Regions from separate parts of the Homo sapiens genome. Here region 1 is linked to region 2. Evidence: read pairs that join two places in POLR2A ChIA-PET (ENCODE). Cell type or tissue: A673. All regions are shown on one strand. Each heading gives the region's core, and the rest is flanking DNA. Links, peaks and the distances in the headings are about the cores only.

Region 1 (2,920 bases), core at 297-2,796, 140 kb after region 2:
AAACAATATTCTGAGTCTGCATTCTTTTTTATAATCAAACACCCCTAAGAGCAATCATAAATATCATATGTGAGGATGAATAATGATGATTTCTATATCTTATCCAGATTGTGCTTAGGATTTGTGCCTGTTGCCTTCTACCATGAATAGCCCAAGCAGACTTTGAAAAAGCTATGCCTCTGTTATATGACAGATCTGTGAGAATGGCAAGCTTGTTTCACTAGGAGACAGACACGACCCTCTGCTTTAAAACAGAGGGAAATTAATAAATGATAATGCTCATAAGTTTAACAGTAACTCACATCTCTCATATTATGTTGTTCACTGAGCTCTCATCAGAAAAAGTTGTTTTATTTTATTCCAATGAACCATCAGGCAGTGTTTCAAATTACCAGTAAATGAAAAGATTCTGTACTAGATTTTGTCAGATCATTTGTTTAGGTTAAAATTTGCATATCAGTCAGCTGAGTAATATTTTTCTTCCTTTATTCCTAACAGAAAGAAAAATAAAACCCAAATCCATTTCTAGAAAAAAAAAGTTATGTTAGTCAAATACACTTATTTATTAACTGATGGTTTGTAGAGAAAGTCTGAATGCAACTAAAAGCTTTCTTTAACACTTACATGGCCACTTAAGCTAGTTCTCGGTAATTCAAAATATACAAATCAACAATAATATTTGGGGCCGGGTGCAGTGGCTCACGCCTGTAATCTCAGCACTTTGGGAGGCCGAGGCGGGTGGATCACTTGAGGTCAAGAGTTCAAGACCAGCCTGGCAACATGGCAAAATCCTGTCTCTACTAAAAATACAAAAAATTAGCCTGACATGGAACCCAGAAGGTGGAGGTTGCCGCAAGCTGAGATCGCGCCACTGCACCACTCCAGCCTGGGCAACAGCAAGACTCTGTCTCAAAAGAAAAAAACAAAAAAACAGTAATAGGCTGGATGTGGTGGCTCACGCCTGTAATCCCAGCACTTTGGGAGGCCGAGGCAGGTGGATCATGAGGTCAGGTGATCAAGGCCAGTCTGGCCAACATAGTGAAATTAACAATTTTCTACACCGGGACAATTATTTAAAGATGAGCCTAAAGCAAAAGTTAAGGTGTTGCTGCTCTGGCCTCTGCATAGTGCATGATCCATCAGACTTTGCCCAGCTGCTCTGATAGTCTTTAACTCTGCATTGTATCTGTGAAAATTGCTGTGGCAGAAATAGGCTGGAATGTTTACCTAATGCTCTTCCACTAAATACCCAAAGGATTCTGGAATGTGCTACAAGCAGCATAGCTCCTACTTTTTTCTCCTTCTGAAAACAGTACTAAACAGGGGCCGACCTCAGGGTGGTGGGAGTGGGTGACACCTCTTTTGAAGTTTTCATACTAATGGTCTCTTTGTTACAGATTTTTGAAAACACAGATCATTGGTAGTGTTTACCAAAATCAACTTTTTAAAAAATGTAATTATTACCCACCATGCCAAAGAAAAGTATGTAATCATTTCTGCCTATGACTTCACATGAGTTTACATGAAAATAGTGTGCTTTTACTACTTTTCACATTGGGTAAACAAAAGTTTTGATACCAAAGTCGATGAGGGCCTAAGAGTTAATAATGACAATATTTGTTCCCAAGCTATGACTAATTGAATGTGTGAACATGTGAGTGCAAGAGGATTTTGGCATAAAAAACCGGCTGATGGTGTGATTTCAGGGTGAGAGTATGGACAATTTCAACTGGGGAGTGCGCAGACGTTCTCTGGACAGCCTGGATAAGTGTGATATGCAGATTCTGGAGGAGCGCCAACTGTCAGGAAGCACTCCTAGCCTGAATAAAATGCACCATGAGGACTCCGATGAATCATCCGAGGAGGAGGACCTCACAGCCAGCCAGATCCTGGAGCACTCAGACCTAGTAAGTAGCGGCTCTCCCACTCTAAGAATTGGGAGGCTTATTTTTTGTAACTAATGCAGGAGGACAGTTTCCAGTTGCAGCTAAGGAAACTTTCCACAGCTGCTGAACTAAAATCGGAACTGTCAGGTGGTGTCATACGGGTTCTAGCTGGCAGAGTCTTCTCTGTAGGTTGCAGATGGAAACAAAGACTGGGGTCCATGTGATTCACCCTGAAAGCCACCAGATCTGTTAAGGCCTAGATTTTTCCCAAATACCTTTTATGATTCTGGAATCTTTTTAAAAATTCCCCAGATCTCTAAAGTGTGGAGATATGACAGACATTTTGATGTGATTTTCTGAAAATACCTGGATTACTAGCTGCTATGTTTAAGGCCCAATAATGGTGAAATGTGGAAGTTAAAAAATTAAGACGTATTAACCAACAACTAGAGAATAAATGGAGCTTTTAAAGAATGGGAACTTCATACTATGTTTAATTTCCTTTGCTTTTTAAACAGATCATGACTCTCTCCCCCTCTGAAGAGACGAATCCCATGGAGCTGCTCACCACAGCCTGTGACTCGACCCCTGCAGAACCTCATTCCTTTAACACCAGAATGTCCAGCTTTGATGCTTCCTTGCCTGATATGAATAATCTGCAGATTTCTGAGGGTTCAAAGGTGAAGAGATTTTAACAATGATGATTTGTACTTCCCTTAAAACCCTTAAAAAAAAACACTTCCAATTTTCTGAGAATTCTTAAGGGGTCTCAAGTAGAAAGACTATCTTTATCTTTTTCTTTCTCTCTTTTTTAAAATAATAGAAGTTTGTGCACCTGAGCCTATGTTTTGAAGTTGTTTTACCCCCACAAACTTGAGCAGCCATCTTCTTGGCTGAAAGACTTGATTTGAGGTCTTTTTAAAATGAGACATTTTGCATGAACACTGCTGGTGGATGGCAAAACCAGTGGTGTATGTCTGAGATGGCTGTGACTGGGAAACTGCTGATCTTTGTCATGAATTTTATAAAACAAT
Region 2 (2,920 bases), core at 309-2,808:
TACGGAAGAAAATATTTTAGTGAGTAGTGCTTGGGGTTACTTGTGAAATAAAAAGTTTCTCAGTAATTGGCAGTGCTACCAGTGTTCTAATCACCTGCATTTTCCTCCATAGGTCATCAGCTCAATGAGCTCCCTTTCTGAGTACTGCCTGCCTTCCATTCTACGTACATTATTTGACTGGTATAAAAGGCAAAATGGCATTGAGGATGAATCACATGAATACAGACCAAGAACAAGCAATAAATCAAAAAGGTACATTTCTTTTGTGTAAGGATCATGGTTTTATTTTGTTTTGTTTTCAGGAAACATAAATCAAAATTAGAGTTACAAGGCAATTGGGTCTTCCTGACTCTTCACAAGGATGCCTAGCAGGTGCTGCAGGGGCCCTGTGTCTGTAGCAGGTAACCCATTTGGAGCACCGAGTCACTGCCAGCCGTCACGGGTTGAAAATTCATACACAGCTTTATTTCAACTTTGGTGGAGACAGGTGTGAAGGGCCACAGGTCACTTTCTTGCCAGCTTCTTTCCTCTGCCCTCTCCCACTGAGTCTACACCCAAAGCAGAATGCTGACTTCAGGCCTTGCGTGACATGCCAAGATATTTTAGTCCTCGTTCCAGTAACCTTGAGTGCTCAGTGTACTGTAGTGGGAAGGACGCTGGACTGGACGTTAGTGGTAGTCCTGGCGCTGCCACTATTTAGCCATGTGACTTTGGGCAGCTCCCCGCCTCTCTGTACCTCAGCCTCCTTGTGAGCAAAACAAGGAAGTTAGGTGACACCATCTCCAACTCCTCCTTCCAGCTGAGTATTTTGTTTATTTATTCTCTGTTCCCTTCTTCCTGTGGGTTTGAAAAATGGAACTTGCTGCTCCAGGAGCATATCAGCATCTGTAAAACTTAAGATTCTCATTAATGTGTGTCCTCCCCAAATTTTAGGTAAGCACATATAATTTCATATGTTTAGTCAACCTATAGCAAGGCAGTGAATATAAGAAAGATTAATACACTTACCTTTTTTAAAAAAAATAAAAGATTATTTTAAAAAGTAGTTAGATTTCTCCACATGAATGGATTATTCCAATTAAAAAAATACTTTTAAAGTCTGTAAACTGAAATTAATCAACCAGAAAATCAGACATTAACTACTTTTTGTGAATGATTTATTTCTCTCATTTTTCTTGAAAGTCCTAATACTGTTTCAAAAGACTTCTTTTGAAATAGAAGAATTGTAACATTACCATGTTACACTTCAACAAAATTTGTAATCTGCTTTTATAATGTGCTTGAATTTATGCAAGATTTAATCATATAATTTTGTTTGGGAGAGAGATTAATAACTTTTTCGTATTGAATTTTTTTTAGTGAAGAAGGAAATTTTTAGAATTTTTAGATATAACTCAGATGCCATAAAATTCACCCTTTTAAAGTATATAATTCAATGTTTTTAGTATATTTACAGGGTTGTACAACCATTACCACTCTAATTTCAGAACATTTTTATCACCCCCAAATCCTGTACCCATTAGCAGCCTCTCCTCATGAATATTTTTTTAATTTATCAGGTTTTAAAAATAGAATTTAAATTGTTTATCTGAAAAATGGTTCAGACCATGTGATTAAGAAATTAAAAGGATCATTTTATTATTTTTTCCATATTACATGTTGTCTTATGAACAGATATTAAACCTTCCCAGGGGCAGGGAGTGGGACAGTTTTTAGTGAGTTGAATTGAGTTTTAGTTTTGTTCCTCTGTTTTGTCAGAATTTAGTTGCTGAAATTAGATTTTTCATGAATTGATTTCTTTATGGATTAAAAATTATAGTTTTTAAAATTGTGTTACTGATTATTTTCAGGAGATCAGAGTAAGTACTGAGATCAGATAAAGAATCAGGACAGTAAAATTTGACTTAGTAGCATTTTAGTTAATGCTTGAATTTTTAAAATAAGAGAGAAAATGTGCTTAGAAAACAGCCAAATGAATGAAGCTCTCTAGGGTATGGTGTAGCTAAATGTGAGTTTCTGCTACTAGGAAAAAAAGGTTGGGGGGACTTTAAGGAGGAGCATAAACTACTGAAAATAGATGTCAGGGATGCACATTGGGTTGTGATTTCTGAGATTAGTACAGTATCAGCATTTGGACTGCCAAATAAATCTGTCAAATGTCTCTGGCTCCTGGCAGTTAGACTGCAAACCAGCAATAAAGTTGAATTCATTATTAGAAATGTATATGTCTTACTTTGATTTGAAAACATAATTTGGCTTATTAAATAAAATAGAATCAAAGGTCTACATTTTTTTTTCTGCCAAGAACTGCTACTTTCTCAGGTTCCTCTGGCCACTTGTAAAGACCCTTAGCATCCAGCACAAAAATACTCTCTCTACTGCTGCTGGCCATCTCTGGGAGTTCTCCTTCCTTTTGGTCTTTCCAACTTCCTGTCTCCTTATTCTATAATATAATGGATATAAAGCCTGATTTCTGAGTGCCCTCCTTTTTAATGCAGCTGCATAGATTTTCCTTTCCCCCAGCTCGCAGTGCCGCTTACTAGTTCCAGTGGGTCTTGAAGGACTTTAGATAGATGGTTTTGTTCACAGCTCTTTCTCCTGGCAGGGCTGTTCATAAATGATCCTGAAAGAATGAGTTCCTACTCTGTTGATACATTTACTCCTTGAAAGATAAACATGCAAGTTCCTTCTTAACGCGTTCTGTCATCCACCAGCCTTAATTTGACTTGCTCAAAGTTACAGAGCACTCCAGAAGGTCTTCTTTATATCTTAAATATCACATTATTTTCTTCTTATTCCCTTTTGACTAAAGAGAAAAACATTCCAGATTTAAAATAGTCTTGATTTATTTTGAAAAGATCTTCCTGGCAAGTCTAAATCCTGTCATCCCTCCTCATTGGTTTTATTTAATATATACTAT

What was found. Peaks named below come from ENCODE experiments on the same cell type or tissue, not always from the same donor. Only the 100,000 strongest peaks of a DNase experiment are listed, where the experiment ranks them.
Region 1: POLR2A ChIA-PET joins it to region 2 with 6 read pairs; 2 of 35 experiments call an interaction of 5 or more read pairs at or near these places.

Annotation. Positions count from the first base shown.
Region 1 is chr13:32,259,910-32,262,829 of GRCh38, forward strand. It overlaps FRY (FRY microtubule binding protein), which reads left to right. Exons shown (of 61, transcript NM_023037.3): 52 at 1,707-1,907; 53 at 2,405-2,566. Among named protein-coding and RNA genes, the nearest start is that of ZAR1L, 54 kb to the right of the region's middle. In A673, for the core only: no CTCF peak of the experiment used is centred there; a DNase peak (open chromatin) is centred at 1,842.
Region 2 is chr13:32,117,222-32,120,141 of GRCh38, forward strand. FRY (FRY microtubule binding protein) reads left to right here. Exons shown (of 61, transcript NM_023037.3): 4 at 113-252. Among named protein-coding and RNA genes, the nearest start is that of FRY, 87 kb to the left of the region's middle. In A673, for the core only: no CTCF peak of the experiment used is centred there; no DNase peak of the experiment used is centred there.